2 separate regions of the Homo sapiens genome follow, and region 2 is linked to region 1. A link is a loop called in an ENCODE intact Hi-C map of the cell type or tissue named here. Cell type or tissue: HepG2. All regions are shown on one strand. Each heading gives the region's core, and the rest is flanking DNA. Links, peaks and the distances in the headings are about the cores only. Region 1 overlaps ELMO1 (engulfment and cell motility 1). Region 2 overlaps ELMO1 (engulfment and cell motility 1).

Region 1 (2,918 bases), core at 225-2,724:
TCACTCTCTATCCTGCCTCCTCATTCCTGTGTTTTCTCTGACCTCCAGTGATCTTGAGCACATGTTTTCTTATGCTATTGTCAATGTGCTTGCTTGGGTTTTTTTTAATATATTAGTAATTTCACATGGCTTAAACAAATTACATACCAACAAATTGTGTACAAAGAATTACATTCAAAAGAATTCCAATTCCATTTGCTGTGGTGTCTCCACAGTGTCATCAGGAGCTCCTACTAACTGTCTAGGGTATAGCCCTCATTTTTATGCTGACAAAATGGCTGCAGGAGCTCCAGTCATCAGTCCTGTGTTCCAGACATGAAGAAGTTGAAGTGGGGAGGCAGAGACAAAAGGCCACAAGTCAACCAAGTCTTTCCCCTTTTAAAGGTCTTTCCTGGGAACAGTGCCCAGCAGTTTTCACTTATCTATTATTTGGGATTGGGTCATATGACGACTCTTAATCACAAGGGAGGCGCAAATTGTACTTTTTTAGCTGGGCACATTGTTGTCATGAACAAAACTCAGGTTCTATTAACATGAAACCCAGCTGGTGAGCTTTTTGAAATAAATCAAATACACTCATTCAATGTGACCTTTCCCTAGTGCCTGAGTACCTGGGGAAACCTTGATACGTTAGAGAAGCTGAGAAAGATAAAATATCTTGAGGAAGAAAAAAGGGTTGGTTCAGCAGAAGCTAGGAACCAGGTAGATGATTTCTTGGCTGCTCAGCAAGGTTGAGAGTGCAGCTTTGCCCAGACCCAGGAAAGGAGGAGTAAGGTCCAGAAGGGGAGCGTAACCCTGGTATTCCAGTCTAACTCCATGTAAGCCACAAGTAGTAGGAGGAAAGCAGAGGAATCTTACACAGTAAATATACATCAGCATTAATAGGTGAAGCTGTGCCTCTTGTAAGGTTTTACTTCATAAATATTTTCTGTGGATAGAAAAACAATTGTTTCAGATTTGTGTTGGTGGAGGTGCATTGGAGGCAGGGTTAATTGAGAAACAGAATGAGGAAAGCAAGTGAAGCAGAATAATGATGCGCTTTGGAGCCAACTCGACCTTGAATTCTAGCACCACCACTTGCAAACCATGTGACCTTGGAGAAGTCACCGAGCCTTTCTCAATCTCCTATTTATAATCTTAAAAAGAAGTTAGTAATATCTTCCTTTTGTGCCTGACATAATAAGTGACTATGAAGTCCATCATTCAGTGCCCGGTGCGTGGCTGCTGGCGGTGCAGGCCTTGGTACTGCTATCTCATGGCCGAGTGTTCTCAGTCAGCAGGCACTGGCTACGCACTTGCTGTGATCCACATTGGACTGCAGGTCATGATCTGGGTTTATGTTGAAGGAGGAGTACGGGAGACCTAAGAGAATGGGTGGAGGAATTAATTTTCAAAGCAGCAACCACAGAGAAATGCAATGAGCTCTTGATGTCAACTAAAGGAGGAAGCCTGCTGCTGGGTCAGCTGACTGTGGGTTTCAGACGCTCATTTGGGGCCAACTAAAAAAAGCTCATGATGGAAGGTGTTATTTATCCAAGTTTTACCTTTCTCATATATAAAATGAGGATGTCCATAAGGCCTACCTTCCAGGGTTGTTACAAGAATAGTGCTTGTAGAGCTGTTGGCATGCCATATGTACCCAACGAATTATCTAGTTAATTATTAATGATGTCACTTCCCTCTTTACCCAAGCAAGAGTAGGACTTGCAAGTCTCAGCTTTTTCTGGCTTTCTTAGCTCCACTCATCACATAAAAACTTTAGGGCATAAAGTACACAAATAATCACACTAGATCCAAAAATGATACTGTGATAATGTGATTAATAACAAATTCTTAGATGGCAATAGTGTTTTAAGGTACAGCTGAAGATTTGTAAATTTCATTGGCTTTGGTGCTTATAAAAGGGAGACCAACCGCTCATTGCCCAGGGCAGCAAACCACACAGTCTGCCAGTGTTGATCTTCTGAGTTTCTTAAATAGCTTTGTATCGCAAGTCAAAACTTCACATTTGCCATCTCTCTGCTAGTAACACAGGCTGGGGTGGGATCACTTATATGTTTTTGCTTCTAACTGTTGAAATGTGAACAGGCTGGACTAGGAATTAGTGTGGAAAAATCACAGAAAAACTCACATTCCTGGAAACAGTAGGCAGGTGCAATATTTATTGTCATCACCACCACTTCCCTCCATATCGGTGTTAACTTGTATCCTGTCCAAAGCACTTTGCCCTCAGTTGGCTTATTTGATCTGCTTTGAAGCCAAGGGAGAAGGCAGAGGGGACTTCATTTCCTATTTTTTCTTTTTTTCTGTTTTTTGGGAGACGGAGTTTCGCTCTTGTCGCCCAGGCTGGAGTGCGGTGGTGTGATCTCGGTTCACTGCAACCTCCAGCTCCTGGATTCAAGCGATTCTCCTGTCTCAGCCTCCAGAGTAGCTGGGACTACAGCGGCATGCCACCATGCCCAGCTAATTTTTGTGTTTTTAGTAGAGACAGGATTTCAGCATGTTGGCCAGGCTGGTCTTTCAAACTTCTGACCTCAGATGATCCACCCGCCTCGGCCTCCCAAAGTGCTGGGATTACAAGTGTGAGCCACTGTGCCCAGCCCTCCATTTTTTTAGTTAAGAAAATTGAAGCTCAGAAAGGTAAAATGACTTGCTCTGGATTGGCCTGGGCTGCACTTGAACCCAAATCTTCTGTCCCCCCACCCCACCCCCGGACTCTTCCTACAGGACTGTGCATTGCTCCAGGCCCATGCCCTTACTTTATCTGGAGGAAAACAGCATTACCATATCTTCAAATCGGGTTGTGCCCTTTAGAAATGGTGAGCTGTGCAAATAAACACCACTTTGCTGTTGTTTTAAACTGTTAAGAAGTCTGAAATTCACTGTATTCATGAAGGTTGAGGAGAGAAGAGGTTGGT
Region 2 (2,918 bases), core at 242-2,741, 53 kb before region 1:
TACTTAAATATGTGTTTTAAGTATAACACACACACACACAGTTCACAAATTCCAACGGAAATCAAGAAAGGGTGCAATATTTTCAGTGAACTAAATTGATAAATTTTTATGGTCTTAGCCCTCTACTATAGATGAAAAAGAAAGAAAGAATACAAGAGGATTGCATCTTCATATGAATTTTTCCCAGCCTCTCATATTCTCATATCCTCTTCTCGTCTGTTTAATCACACTCCCCAAGATGTGGAAGGCTTGTGAAGAGCCACAGAATGAAGAGACTTAAGCAGCATGGGCTCCTCTGCCATCCAATGGTGCCAGGAACGTAGGGTGATGAGGATGTAAGAGGATGCAGTGGCAGTTTTCCCTCTTTTGCCTCCTTTGATTGCTATCTCCTTACCCCCTAGAGAAATATCTTCTGTGTCTGATTGGATGAGGTGAAGAAAAGAAAATTGCATTTATTTGAAGCTTAAAGTTTAGCCAGATGGGAGCCAGCTTAAGTTTCATTTGAATATAATTTTGTTTTCTCCCCTCGTCACCCTCCTATGTTGAGTTGCCTCTGACAACTGATAAAATTCTCATTTTCAAGCAAATCTAGGATTTAGATATAAATATGCAGAGAGAGCACAGAAATTAGCTCATGTTCTCAAAGTTAAAAAGGGTGAAATTGGAGTAACTTCACATAAGAAAAATTTCAACTTATGCTGGTAAGATGGATCGAAATAGAATATAACAATATTTTAGTTATAAAATTCTTCCAATTCTTAATTTTTAAGTCAGTAGAACATTCTAGCAAAGTTTATTACTAATTCTGAGACCCATTTTCTCATCAACTTTTAGTATGAAATCGGAGATCGGTTCCATTTGAAACATTTCTTCCAAAGATTGAGCTAAAAGTGCTTGTTATGAAATAAATTATAAGTTTGGGGCATGTTATGAGATGTGAGACTTTAGAAATTTTAGCACCTATTAGTCATTCACTTTTCTTTGCTACAGTGAGGCACAATTTGAGAATTTCTCTTCTAGGGAATTTCTTAATTTCATGTTTGCAGCTGCTAGAACTTTTCTGATTTTAGTAACTCTGGTTCTGGATTTTTCCCCTGCCTCATACATGAAGTGGTTGGGAAGTGATGGAGTGGATTTGTTTTGACTTTATCAGATCAAGAATTAATTTACTAATTTGAGTGGTTTTCATCAAGAAACATATTCTTTTCCTTCTAAATAGATCGCTTAGATCTATTTAGAGAGGTCTTAGGACCAGACTTGTAAGGTGTAGATAAAGCACATTTTTTTAATGTATTCCTTTTGTCTCTAGTTAGACTTACTGGGGAAGTGGGGAGGGGCTTACTGGCCAACCCTGGGAGTAAATGGTAACCATTTATTGGAGCTCTTAGTGGTTTAGAATGGGATTGGAGCTGTTCCCACCACTGGGAGGCTCCCAGGGAGCAGCAGCTGCAATCTTAGAGGAATGAAGGAGTGTCCTACTGTCAGGATAGAACCCTGACTCTTACACGGAGAGATGAGGCATTTGGAGACATGTGACCATCATTTCAAAATGAGGTCATTAACACTTTTATATTTCACATGTAGAATTGTCACTTAAATTCAAACTGCTGTTTTATAATTATTTTGTATTAGCCACCTTTATATTTAAGATTTATAGCCTTCAATAATTTGGGGGACCATCTCATGACCTAGGAGTCGGGCTCATTACTATGTAATGTTTGCTTGTGGGGCCCAGACCTCCTAAAGGGGATTTCTGTAGGAATCCCTCAAGCTGTCTGTGCTTTAGTGAGCACCACTATCTCCCCTTTTGTAAACCAGCATGAACACTCCTTAGTTTCATTATATCATTATATTGGGTAATGAACCAACTGTAGTTCTCTCTACTCTCTCAGTTATATAAGTCTGAGACATTGCATGTTAATTTCTGAGTTACCTGTATCCTAAATGTTTTGTTCTTTTATGAAATTGATTTTCTTATTTGTGTTTTACTGAGGCATATGCTAAAATTCATCTGCCTTAACAGAGTGGGCCTCATAGTTATACTAGCAAGTGCAATAAGAAGAGATGGGGTTATGTCCTGGGAATTAATGTTGACAATAAGTGTCATATACATTGGCCACTGTCAACTGTGACCTCATCACATCTTAATGGTCACAAATATTCTATTACTAAGAATAGGTAAAGTGCCAAAGGGTACAGGTGGTTTCCTAGAGCGGGTTCAAGAATATCTCTTTAACGTCACTCTCACTTGCTAACTTACTGTACTTTCCTGAGACAGGGAGACTGGGATAGAGTTTCACCCGGACAGCTGGGAACTGCTTTACTGCACAACCCATCTCATGTTACCACAGCCTTCATTTAGGGCCTGCCTGGGGAAGGGATGAGGCATGTGAACTTTCCCATGTGTCAAAGTGGAACACGTGACCCACAGTCAGTTCCACTTGAGAGCAGTAGACCTGTGCCCAGGCCATCTGTGCCTATTACCTGTTGGTCTTCTCCATTCTCTTAGCCCAGTATTTGGTCTCTAATGTTCAAATGCAAATGTTCTGAGTACCTCCATAATACTGAATTTTGGATTCTCATAACCCCAAGCAGAGTTCGAACTGTTTTATTTATGAGTGAGAATAGCTCGCCTAGAGTTTATATTTCAACTCATCCTTCTGAGATTTGTCAGTGACTCCAGTCCGAGAAGAGCCTTCAAGAACACATTTATTAGCCACATGAGTTCTTTCAAAGAAGCTTTTTTTTTAAACCTTTATGGTGTTAATAACAGGAAAATTCTGTCTTTTCAAAAAAAAAAGAAAGATTATGTGAGTTTCAAGCTGTTGCAGACTAACAATTTCTATTTCTAGTTTGTTAATTTTATAATTCTAAAGTTAATAGAGATAACTTAGAAACAAGGTTGTTTTAATGTTTTA

What was found. A loop is a pair of places that touch in the nucleus more often than their neighbours do. Peaks named below come from ENCODE experiments on the same cell type or tissue, not always from the same donor. Only the 100,000 strongest peaks of a DNase experiment are listed, where the experiment ranks them.
Region 2: it touches region 1 in a loop (4-fold over the local background); 2 of 110 quality-filtered maps call a loop at or near these places.

Annotation. Positions count from the first base shown.
Region 1 is chr7:37,015,001-37,017,918 of GRCh38, reverse strand. The region is part of intron 15 of ELMO1 (engulfment and cell motility 1); the gene reads left to right. Among named protein-coding and RNA genes, the nearest start is that of ELMO1-AS1, 19 kb to the right of the region's middle. In HepG2, for the core only: no CTCF peak of the experiment used is centred there; DNase peaks (open chromatin) are centred at 1,658 and 2,218; H3K4me3 peaks cover 312 bases.
Region 2 is chr7:37,067,619-37,070,536 of GRCh38, reverse strand. All of the region lies in intron 15 of ELMO1 (engulfment and cell motility 1), which reads left to right. Among named protein-coding and RNA genes, the nearest start is that of ELMO1-AS1, 71 kb to the right of the region's middle. In HepG2, for the core only: a CTCF peak has its summit at 1,456; no DNase peak of the experiment used is centred there.